Regions from separate parts of the Homo sapiens genome. Here region 2 is linked to region 1. A link is an interaction called in ENCODE POLR2A ChIA-PET data of the cell type or tissue named here. Cell type or tissue: MCF 10A. All regions are shown on one strand. Each heading gives the region's core, and the rest is flanking DNA. Links, peaks and the distances in the headings are about the cores only. Region 1 has its middle 120 kb from the start of FOXB1. Region 2 has its middle 53 kb from the start of BNIP2.

Region 1 (5,383 bases), core at 258-5,257:
CAGAATATAGGATAGATAGAATAGTGACAGAAATAAAATGGGGTTTGCAATGTAAAAAAAATCAACTGATGACTCCCGAAAATAAAAACAAATGGGAAAAAAAAATTGCACCTGGTATTCTTGGAGGAGAGGAAACAGTGTTGAGTTAAGGTCAGGAGAGATGGAGGAGGGAGGCCTGATCTGGGCTCAGGCAGAGAAGTCTGATGGTGGGGAGGCCGTGTGGGGCCTGGCAGTCTGGAGGAAGGGATTGGCTGACTCACATTAGTGCAGGGGGCTTCCAGGTCAAGGAGGAAGCAGGTGATTGGTTTACCCACATCCCACAATTCCTAAGCAGCGGCTGATTAGCTGTGAAGCTAACAAAGATTAAGCTTTGAGGGCCCTCACTTGCAAAATCCCTTCCAAGATCCTGTGAGGGGCTCTTGCAATTTGTTCCCATGGTCATATGTGCTTGTAACATTTGCATAACAAGTGGTTAAGTCACTTACTGTTTCTAACCTAATTTTCCCTGTATCCTACTGCCCCTCATGATGTGTGGTGTTAAAGTGGTCACGAGCATCTTGGGGGATCCAGCTAAAAGGAAGTTGATTTGGAGATCCATTTAAGTTGGGTTCTGTGGATCATATTAATGTAGTTCATGGTCTCTTCTATGTAGTTAAGATATTGCTTGCCATCCTGGTATAGGGTTGTCTTCCAGGAATGCTACTACCCAGGAATGCTAATGCTACTGTTACTCACTTTGCTGGCTTATAAAGATGCAGAGCAAGAGATGCTAGAGCAAGGCCAGGCACAGTGGCTCACGCCTGTAATCCCAGCAGTTTGGGAGGCTGAGGCGAGTGGATCACTTGAGGTCAGGAGTTTGAGACCAGCCTGGCCAACATGGTGAAACCCCATTTCTACTAGAAATACAAAAATTAGCCAGGCTTGGTGGCGTGCACCCATAATCCCAGCTGCTCGGGAGGCTGAGGCAGGAGAATCGCTTGAGCCCAGGAAGCGGAGGTTGCAGTGAGCCAAGATCAAGCCACTGCACTCCAGCCTGGGTGACCGGGCAAGACTCTGTCTCAAATAAATAAATAAATAAATAAATAAATAAATACAATACTAAAAATCTATGTGATGTTATCAATTATAATTTATAAAGATAAAAAAATTCAAAATAGACAATAAGTGAAATTCTTTCTACCAACCATATTAAAGACTGAATTATCTCTGTGGTTTCTATATAGAAAATATTACAAAATTGTCACTTGAGAAGGCAATGAAAATGTATGCAGCTGGCAAATATTGGGGAGAAAATATAGAAACACATGAAGCACACAGTGATGAGCTTAATCAATGTGACGCTTGTGGTTTTTGTTGGTATTTAACATTTTGTTGCTTATTTTTATTTATATTGTTATTCTAAATAAATACAGTTGATCCTTGAAAAACACAGACTTGAATTGTGCAGGCCACTTATATGTGGAGCGTTTTTCAATGAATGTATTGGAAAATTTTTTGGAGACTTGAGACAATTTGAAAAAACTCACAGATGAACAACTACTCCTGAGACAGCAGATCAACCTCTCCTCTCCCTCCTCCTCAGCCTACTCAACAAGAAGACAGTGATGATGAAGCCCTTTATGATGATCATAATCCACTTTTATTTAATGAATAGTAAATACATTTTCTCCTCCTTATGATTTTCTTAACGTTTTCTTTTCTCTAAATTACTTTATTATAAGAATACAGTATATAATACATATAAACATACAAAATACATGTTAATTGACTGTTTATGTTATCGGTAAGGTTCCAGTCAAGAATAAGCCATTAGTAGTTAATTTTCTGGGGAGTCAAAAGTTATACATGGATTTTTTGTATTACACAGGGGTCGACACTGTTTGAGGGTTAGCTGTATATACCCACTCATGCCTAATTTTGTGTCTGTAGTTTTGTGTTTTTTCACAGGGCCCTTCCCCTTCCCCACCCCACCCCACCCAAGAATGTGTAAGCTTTCTTCAAGCCCCACAAAATCTGCCCCTGCGGTTGGACTTCCTCCACTGGACAAGGGACAAAGGTCAGAGGGGAAGACATCTTGAACCAGCCCTCCTAGCCCCACCCAGCGACCTTGACAAGGATCTAAATTTTTGTAATCTGCATTAATTATCAGTTGATGAAGTTTTATATTATTATTATTTAGACGGAATCTCACTCTGTGACCCAGTCTGGAGTGCAGTGGCAAAATCTCAGCTCACTGCAACCTCTACCTCCTGGGTTCAAGCAATTCTCGTGCCTCAGTCATCCTAGTAGCTAGGATTACAGCTGTGTGTCACTACGCTTGGCTAATTTTTTTATTTTTAGTAGAGGTGGAGTTTCACCACATTGGCCAGGCTGGTCTCGAACTCCTGACCTCAAGCAATCCACCCACCCAAAATGTAGGCATTACAGGTGTGAGCCACCGCACCTGGCCAGTTGATGAGTCTTCATGCTAGTTTGCTTCCTGAAATATCTTTCTACGTGTTTGCTGAAATCTAACTGGCGCCTGGGATTACTTTAGCAGGGCTGAGTCTTATTTTTCTCCAATTCAGCTTAAACTGCAAATGCTTCATTTAGTTAAACCTTCAGGATAAATTAGCTTCGTTTTTCCCTGGTCTTGCAGTATGGGGCAGGGGAGGACTAGGGGGAGGGGAACAGAAGGATCTGGATAGGGAAGAGGAAGAGATTGACAAGGGAGCAGGAAGGAGCAGGAACAAGAATGAGTACCCTCCCCACCTATGAGATATGGAAGGAGGCAGAAAAGCAAAGTGTGAGAACAGAGAGCAGCCTCCCAGGTGAGCAGCTCTTACTCGTTTTCCTCCAGCAGACGTGCCAAACAGTGGCTGTGCACCGAAGGTTGCCGGCAAGCCGCTACCAGTCCGGACAGCTCATGCTGCATGATTTATGAAGTGTTTTTGAGCCCAGCCCCATATCCTATAAAGAAGGCTCATTCCCTGGGGATTCGTTAATCAAGGAGCACTGTACAAACACCACTTCCTGTGGGATGTTAATAGTGTCTGTAAGCAGGAGAGGGAGTGAGTGAGAGCAGGGAATCATTGTTTAGCAGAGAGAGAAATTAGCTCACAGCTGAAAAAGAGAACTCGCCTTGATGTAGAAAAGATTCCTTTGTTAACAAGTGAACAATAAGCAACTTATGTAAGCGTTTTGAAATTTGAAAAGTGGATGCTGTAGTTAACTAAAAAGTAAATACTTTCTTCAAGCTCCTAGGCTGCTTGCTGTTGAAGTTTTTTGGGATGAGGGAGCAAGCTGCTATGCCTGATCCCAGCCTGAGAACCAACTTTGGCTGCTTATTTACATGAGTTGTTTGTTTATGTGGCTTATTATGGCTGAAGGAGAAAAAATGGGACTTTTAAAAAAAATGTGTTTCTTTTGGTACACAGGCAAGAGAGAGGAGAGAAATGCAGACAATGGTGTGCCAATTTTTCCCCAACACCCTCCCCTGGCTTTCAGCCCTGGTGGGAGGAGTGGGGCCAGGAGTGAAAGGAGCTCTCAGCAGAAGCAATGCTGTGGGAGGCCTGGGAGACAAAAAAAGTGCAGGGTTGGGGAGAGGAAAAATCTTCCAGGTTTGGAAGCATCGGGGAGGAATGCCCTGGCACAGATGTCGGAGTTCTCAAGGTGCACTGTCAGCAGAGTGGCACTCACATGTAGCTGTGCCACTAGGATATTGACAAGGAGTCCGAGCAATGGAACAGGAGAGGAGAGAAGGCCTTGTGGCAACTGAGCTGGTAGAGTCATGAGCCAGACTCCACGCTGGCCAGGTGGTCTCTTTGCCCTCATCCCCCTTGACCCATCCCCTAATCTAGATCCTGCCATTTTTAAGGCCAAGAAAAAAGAAATTCTTAAGGAAAAGAAGAGAAGAGGCCATGTGTCTCCCAAGCCTAAGACTAATTGCTTCTGCATTCCACTTGAAGAATAGAAGTCACACTGCTTGGAGGCAGCTCTGGGTCATCATGTCACACCAGTCACAACGTCAGAAACAATCTGGATTTTGAGGCAATGAGACCAGGACTCTTGGAGCCTAAATACAAACAGGGAATCCAGTGAGATATATTTTAACAGGGAGACTCCCCTCTCGATGTCTACACTTATCAGTTCAGGTTGCTGTAACAAATGACCATAGATTAAGTGGCTTAAACCACAAACACTTATTCTGAAGGCTAGGAAGTCCAAGATCAGAGTGTCAGCCGATCTGGTGTCTGGTGACAATCTTCTTCCTGGTTTGCAGTTGCCATTTCTTTGTTATGTCCTCACATGGCAAAAACCAGTTGGACGGGAGAAAATTTTTGCAATCTATGCATCTGACAAAGGCCTAATATCTGAATCTACAAGGAACTTAAACAAATTTACAAGAAAAAAAACAAACAAACAACCTCATCAAAGAGTGGGTGAAGGATATGAACAGACACTTCTCAAAAGAAGACATTTATGCGGCCAACAAACATATAAAAAAAAGCTCATCATCACTGGTCATTAGAGAAATGCAAATCAAAACCACAATGTGATACCATCTCACACCAGTTAGAATGGTGATCATTAAAAAGTCTGGAAACAACAGATCCTGGCAAGGATGTGGAGAAATAGGAATACTTTTACACTATTGGTGGGAATATAAATTAGTTCAACCATTGTGGAAGACAGTGTAGTGATTCCTCAAGGATCTAGAACCAGAAATACCATTTGACCCAGCAATCACATTACTGGATATATACCCAAAGGATTATAAATCATTCTACTATAAAGACACATGCACACATATGTTTATTACAGCACTATTTACAATAGCAAAGACTTGGAACCAACCCAAATGTCCATCAATGGTAGACTGGATAAAGAAAATGTGGCACATATACACCATGGAATACTATGCAGCCATAAAAAAGGATGAGTTCATGTCCTTTGAACTCATGGTTGAAACAGTTTCACATGGATGAAACTGGAAACCATCATCCTCAGCAAACTAACACAGGAACAGAAAACCAAACACTGCATGTTCTTACTCATAAGTGGGAGTTGAACAATGAGAACACATGGACACAGGGAGGGGAACATCACACACTGAGGCCTGTCGGGGGGTGGGGAGAAAGGGGAGGGAGAGCATTAAGACAAACACCTAATGCAAGCAGGGCTTAAAACCTAGGTGATGGGTTGATGGGTGCAGCAAACCACCATGGCACATGTTTATCTATGTAACAAACCTGCACATACAGCACATGTATCCCAGAACTTAGAGTAAAATTTAAAACAACAACAACAACAACAAAAAAAAAACCAACTGGACATGGGAATGGGACCAGCTCCTCTTGGAGCACACGGACTGCAAGTGGGAGGTGGTTCCTCAAAGGAAAAC
Region 2 (5,383 bases), core at 248-5,247, 140 kb before region 1:
TGCCCCTTTTAGCTTTATAAGGAACTAGAGGCTTAAAAGAATTTATGAAAAGTTGTGGGTATAGAAGACCTACCTGGGTTTCCTAGAAAAAACAAAACACAATAAAATATAATGCAGCCTGTTGACAAAATGAATCAATGGCAACCGAAGTCAGAATAGTTTATCTCTGGGGGTGGGTACTGACAGGGAAGAAGGCATAGAAATGGGCCTTCCATGATGGAAACATTGCATATCATGAGCTGGGTGGTAGTTATCTCTGTATGTGCATATTTATATAGATGTAAGATTAAGATTTAGACACTTTACTCCGCGTATATTATGATCTTATTAAGTTTCTTATTCTTAAAATACAGCCTGTTGTAATGGCAGGAACACCATGTTCAGGGCCACCTTCTTATTGTTCACATTTTAGTTCTCGTCACTTCTTCAGTGAGGCCTTTACTGACCGTGGCTAGAGTAGCCCACCCTCCCCTCTGCACTCTATCCAATTATCTGAGTTGTTTTCTTCATTGCACTTATCATCATCTGAAAACGGCGTATTTACTGACGTATTTATTGGCTATCTCTCACCACTAGCATGTAGATTCTGTGACGGCAGAGTTTCTGATGGCCTTATTTCCTGTGGGATCCCCAGCAGGAGACACGTGCTGATTTTCTGACTGACTGCGGCGGAGACACGTGAGCTGGTGTGAGGACTCAGTTATGGGACAAGTGTTACCAAAATGAGATCACGAGATCATAGGACGCTCATGGTCAGGACTTAGGACTGTGGTCAAAGACAAGAGTGAGAGTGAAGCAGGCCAAAGTCCAACATACTGGCCAGCAAACCAAGTGGAGGTCACAGTTAGGCACGAGTGGTCACCAGGCCAGCTGTGAGGGCAGCTCAGACCTGCCAGGCCAACGCTGCCCTCTCCAGCCAAGGCACGGCCCTGCTGGCAGGTCAGCTTAGAGGTCTGAGCCTGCCTCCTGAGGTAAGAACAGACCAGTGGTTCTCAACCAGGAGCAATTTTACTTTCCAGAGGATAGCTGACAATATCTGAAGACATTTTTAGTTATCACAACTGGGGGAGGAGGCTACTGGCATTTACTGATGAGAGGCCAGGGATGCTGCTAGACATCCTACAATGCACTGTACAGTCCCCAACCCTCCATAGACAAGAATCAGCAAGGCCAAAATATCAGTAGTGCCCAGGGTAAGAAACCTTGGACTCGAGGGTAGGGCAGACCCCACTTGAAGAAGGGAGAAATCGCGATCTGTGCTTTCAAAGTGTATAAACACTGTGCTCTTATGCTTTTGGAGGCAAAGGACACTATTTTCTTTCTTTCTTTCTTTCTTTTTCTTTCTTTCTTTCTTTCTTTCTTTCTTTCTTTCTTTCTTTCTTTCTTTCTTCTTTCTTTCTTTCTTTCTTTCTTTCTTTCTTTCTTTCTTTCTCTTTCTTTCTTTCTTCTCTCTCTCTCTCTCCTTCCTTCCTTCCTTCCTCTCTCTTTCTTTCTTTCTTTCTTTCTTGGCCAAGTCTCACTCTGTTGCCCAGGTTGGAGTGCAGTGGTGCTATCTCAGCTCACTGCAACCTCCACCTTCTGGGTTCAAGTGATTCTCCTGCCTCAGCCTCCCTAGTAGCTGGTATTACAGGCATCCACCACCATGCCCAGCTAATTTTTGTATTTTTAATAGAGATGGAGTTTTGCCATGTTGGCCATGGCTGGTCTCAAACTCCTGACCTGAAGTGATTCACCTGCCTTGGTCTCCCAAAGTGCTGGGATTACAGGTGTGAGCCACCATGCCCGGCCAGGACATGGATTTTCTGAGAAAAAGAATTTCTACCCACAAGCCAGTTTTTATGGCTATCCCTTTCTTCACAAAGGCTGATCAATATTTAAATCTATTTTATAGTGGCATTCTGGAATTTAAAACCTAAACCTGGTTTGAGTTTCCCTCACTGGATGAACTCCTAACTCCTGGCAGCTCTGTCTGACAACCAGTCATTCTTGGGCTCCAGGCCAATTTCTTTAACGAATCTCTCTAATTTAATCCATATTTTCCCGCCTCTCTATTAAGTGCCACCCAGGCTCATTGAACCTAATATTTGAACCAAACATATTTAATGACTGTCCTTTCGTTAAACATTACAAGCTCTTTAAGACCTTGGCAGACGGGTGCCCCCTTGGATAACCTAGAGCCCCAGCAAAGTCAATAGTCAGGGCCAAGTTAATCCCTCTGCTCCCTTCCTCCCCGCTGGGCCTGGAGCCTTGTGGGTGAGACAGCCTTTATCACTGGGGAAGCATACGTTTTCCAGGCCAATGGATTCAGTGCTTCGGCTGTATCTCATGCCTTGACACTAGATGTCAGCGAAGGGTAATTGTTGTCTCAATTTAGAGGCCAGCTTAGGTAGCTGCTGGCACCCTTGGTTCATGTTTTATAGCAAAGGTGAAGTATGGCTCCGTTCCCGTTGCACACATATATTACAATAAAAGGGGGTATCGGCGCCTAGTGTTTTTAAAGGCTAGTCATAAAAGATGAATAACGAGGCAGTTTAAAGCTAAAAGACAGCTGCCAAGTTCAATGGCCATGATGGATGCCAAATACCCAGTGTAGAGAAAACCCGTTCCTCTGACACCACCATCCAAAAAATTAATTACCACAATTCAGCATCTTTAAATGTGCCACTTAATATACTGCTACCATAATTAAATTTCCAGCCCTGTGACCTTGAAACCATTTCCTGAGATAATAAATGAGATCAAGGTTTAATCGATGCAGATGCAAGTAGAAACTGTCCAAGGATGCAAAGAGCCATTGCGCTCTGAGTCGAGGTTGGTGGGGGGTGGGCTGGGGAGGCTGAGGTGGGACAGAGCTCTGCCACAGGGTTGAGCTTGTCCTTCTTTCAGAGGGATGTCTCTTAAAGTTGCTGTATCTGCCAACTGGGATGGCACAGTGAGGTAGAAATGGAGCTGAATCCAGAGCCAAGAGGCTAATGTTCTTGTCAGAGCTGTGCTACTAAAATTCTGTTTGACCTCAGAGGAGACACACCTCCCTGGGCATTGGAGGCTGTTCTCATCTGTAGAAAGAAGGGCTAGAGAACATAGCCTCCAGAGTTCTTTCTAGCCCTAATGTCCCATGATATACATATTTTTTATTTTTGGTCAAGCTTTATGAGAGCAATGTGCCTCTTTCCCTCCCAGAAACAGCTCCCAGCCCCAGCTATCTTTTGGAAACTGTGTGGTACACAATTTTTCTGTCAGCTACTCAGGAGTTATGGATGACGGTGGTGGATGCATGGGGTTTGCTTGTATCTCCTCCTGTAGAATACCATCGTCTTACTATCTAGGTTCCTCAGGGGACTATTAACACTCCCTTGTCCAGCTAACCTCAGGGTGTACTTGGGGCACATTTAGATCCTCACCAAGTGAAGAGTTAATTCTCAAATAGAAGAGCACAGAACATAAAAGGCCTTCATAAAGAATCTGGCTAAAACAAAAGCCAGAGGCAGGTTTAAAAAGTGGAACCACATGCAGTCAGGGAGCTGTGTGTGAAGAAAGAGTGGGTGACCCTATCCCCATGCCTTGGACATGGGGTAGGGCAGTGCCCACATTTGGTGTCAATTAAAAACTGCTGAACACCAATGAGGCTCTAGGAACTGTGCCAGAGGGTGGTCCTTGCCCTTGATTTGCTCATAGCATTTTAGGGAAATGGGAAGAAATCATTTCACAACAGTGTCGTGGTATGATAATACAGGTAGGTATGTATATGGTACTTGCTGATCTGGGTGGAGCCTTGTTAGCTTTGCCTTTTATTAGCCCCTTATTTCCAGATGCCTTCTTGAATCCCTGCCAGTGGATTGGTTTTTGTAGCAGGGACATCCACCCTTAACATAAGCACAGAAACTAAAAGCTGTAATTCACTAGCCTAAGAAGGGTTTGTTTAATGTTAGCCTTTTCCTCTCTATATCAATATTGAATAAATCTCTCAACCTATCTGCTTGCCTACACACACACACACACACACACACACGTCTAAGGCAGTGGGTCTCAACTGGGAGTGATTTTTGGCAATGTCTAGAGACATTTTGATGATCACAACTGGGGTGTTGGTAACTGCTGGCATCTCACGGGGAGAAGCCAGGGATGCTGCTGAACATCCCATGATTCACAGGATAGCCACAGAAATTCTGGCTGAAGGCAGTTGCTATGGACTGAATGTTTCTGGCCCTCTAAAATTCATATGTTGAAATTCCAATTCTCAATGTGATGGTATTAGGAGGAGGGGCCTTTGGGAGGTAATTAGGACATGAGGGTGGAGCTCTCATGAATGGGATTAATACCCTTGTAAAAAGACACAAGAGAGCTTGCTTTGTCTCTCTCTGCAACCATCAGAAGGTTTGTCTGAGAGCTAAGGATCTGCCTCCAAGTTGGCACAATCACACCACTGGCAAGCTCATTGAGAATACAATGAGAAGATGACCATCTGCAAACCATCTGCAAACCAGGAAGTGAACCCTCACAAGACACCGCTGGTCCCTTGATCTTGGACTTCCCAGTCTTCGGAACTGTGAGGAATAGATTTCTGTTGCTTAAACCACCCAATCTATGGTATTTCTGTTATAGTTGCCAGAATTAAGACAGTAGTCTACCTAACATCAACTCAACCAGTTGAAAAATAATAAAAACAATCATACATCTGTTGTGACTTTGGTCTTAATGTATCAAAATAATTGGTTCCATTGATTTTTTTAAGTAGTGAATTACTTTGATGTGGATTGGTGAAGGCACAGACTAAGTGCGCTGCCAGTTGATTAATGCAGGCATTGAGTGCTCAGAATCCTGAGCTTGAGCAGGGGTGATGACCAATGTGGATTCAAGCAGTCATCACAGAAGGTGGTCATAATAATGGCAGGTATCTTGAGAAAGAAAATTGACTCAAGGACTGAGCCCGGGAACACTCTGACAATTAGGGTCAGGAAGATAGGAGGAAACCAGCAGAAAACCTGGAAAGGAATGCTCAGAAAACTAGAAGGAGAGCAAAAAAGAGGAATGTCCCAGAAAGAAAGTGAAGCAAGCATTTCATGGAGGAGGGAGTGATCAATTTTGTCAAATGCGGCTGAGAGGTTAAACAAAACGAGAACACTGGATTTTAGTGTTGAGATCTTTTGAGAGTCCAGTAGAGAATCAAAGAAGACAAAGCAGAGACAGAAAATACAGACTTTCATTTGAGGGATTTTGCTGTGAAGGGGAATAGAGAAATACTGCTGTAGCTAGAAGGCAGTTGTGAGGCCAAGAGGTATGTGTTGCTTGCTTTTTTGATAGGAGATATTATAGCATGTTGGCATGCTGATGGTACTGATCCACTAAAGAGGAAAATATTGGTGATGCAGGAGTGAAAGGGGAC

What was found. ChIA-PET counts read pairs that join two places held together with the same protein. Peaks named below come from ENCODE experiments on the same cell type or tissue, not always from the same donor. Only the 100,000 strongest peaks of a DNase experiment are listed, where the experiment ranks them.
Region 2: POLR2A ChIA-PET joins it to region 1 with 5 read pairs; 3 of 35 experiments call an interaction of 5 or more read pairs at or near these places.

Annotation. Positions count from the first base shown.
Region 1 is chr15:59,883,125-59,888,507 of GRCh38, forward strand. No RefSeq gene overlaps it. Among named protein-coding and RNA genes, the nearest start is that of FOXB1, 120 kb to the right of the region's middle. In MCF 10A, for the core only: no CTCF peak of the experiment used is centred there; a DNase peak (open chromatin) is centred at 2,897.
Region 2 is chr15:59,739,153-59,744,535 of GRCh38, forward strand. No RefSeq gene overlaps it. Among named protein-coding and RNA genes, the nearest start is that of BNIP2, 53 kb to the left of the region's middle. In MCF 10A, for the core only: a CTCF peak has its summit at 2,374 (motif pointing right); a DNase peak (open chromatin) is centred at 2,329.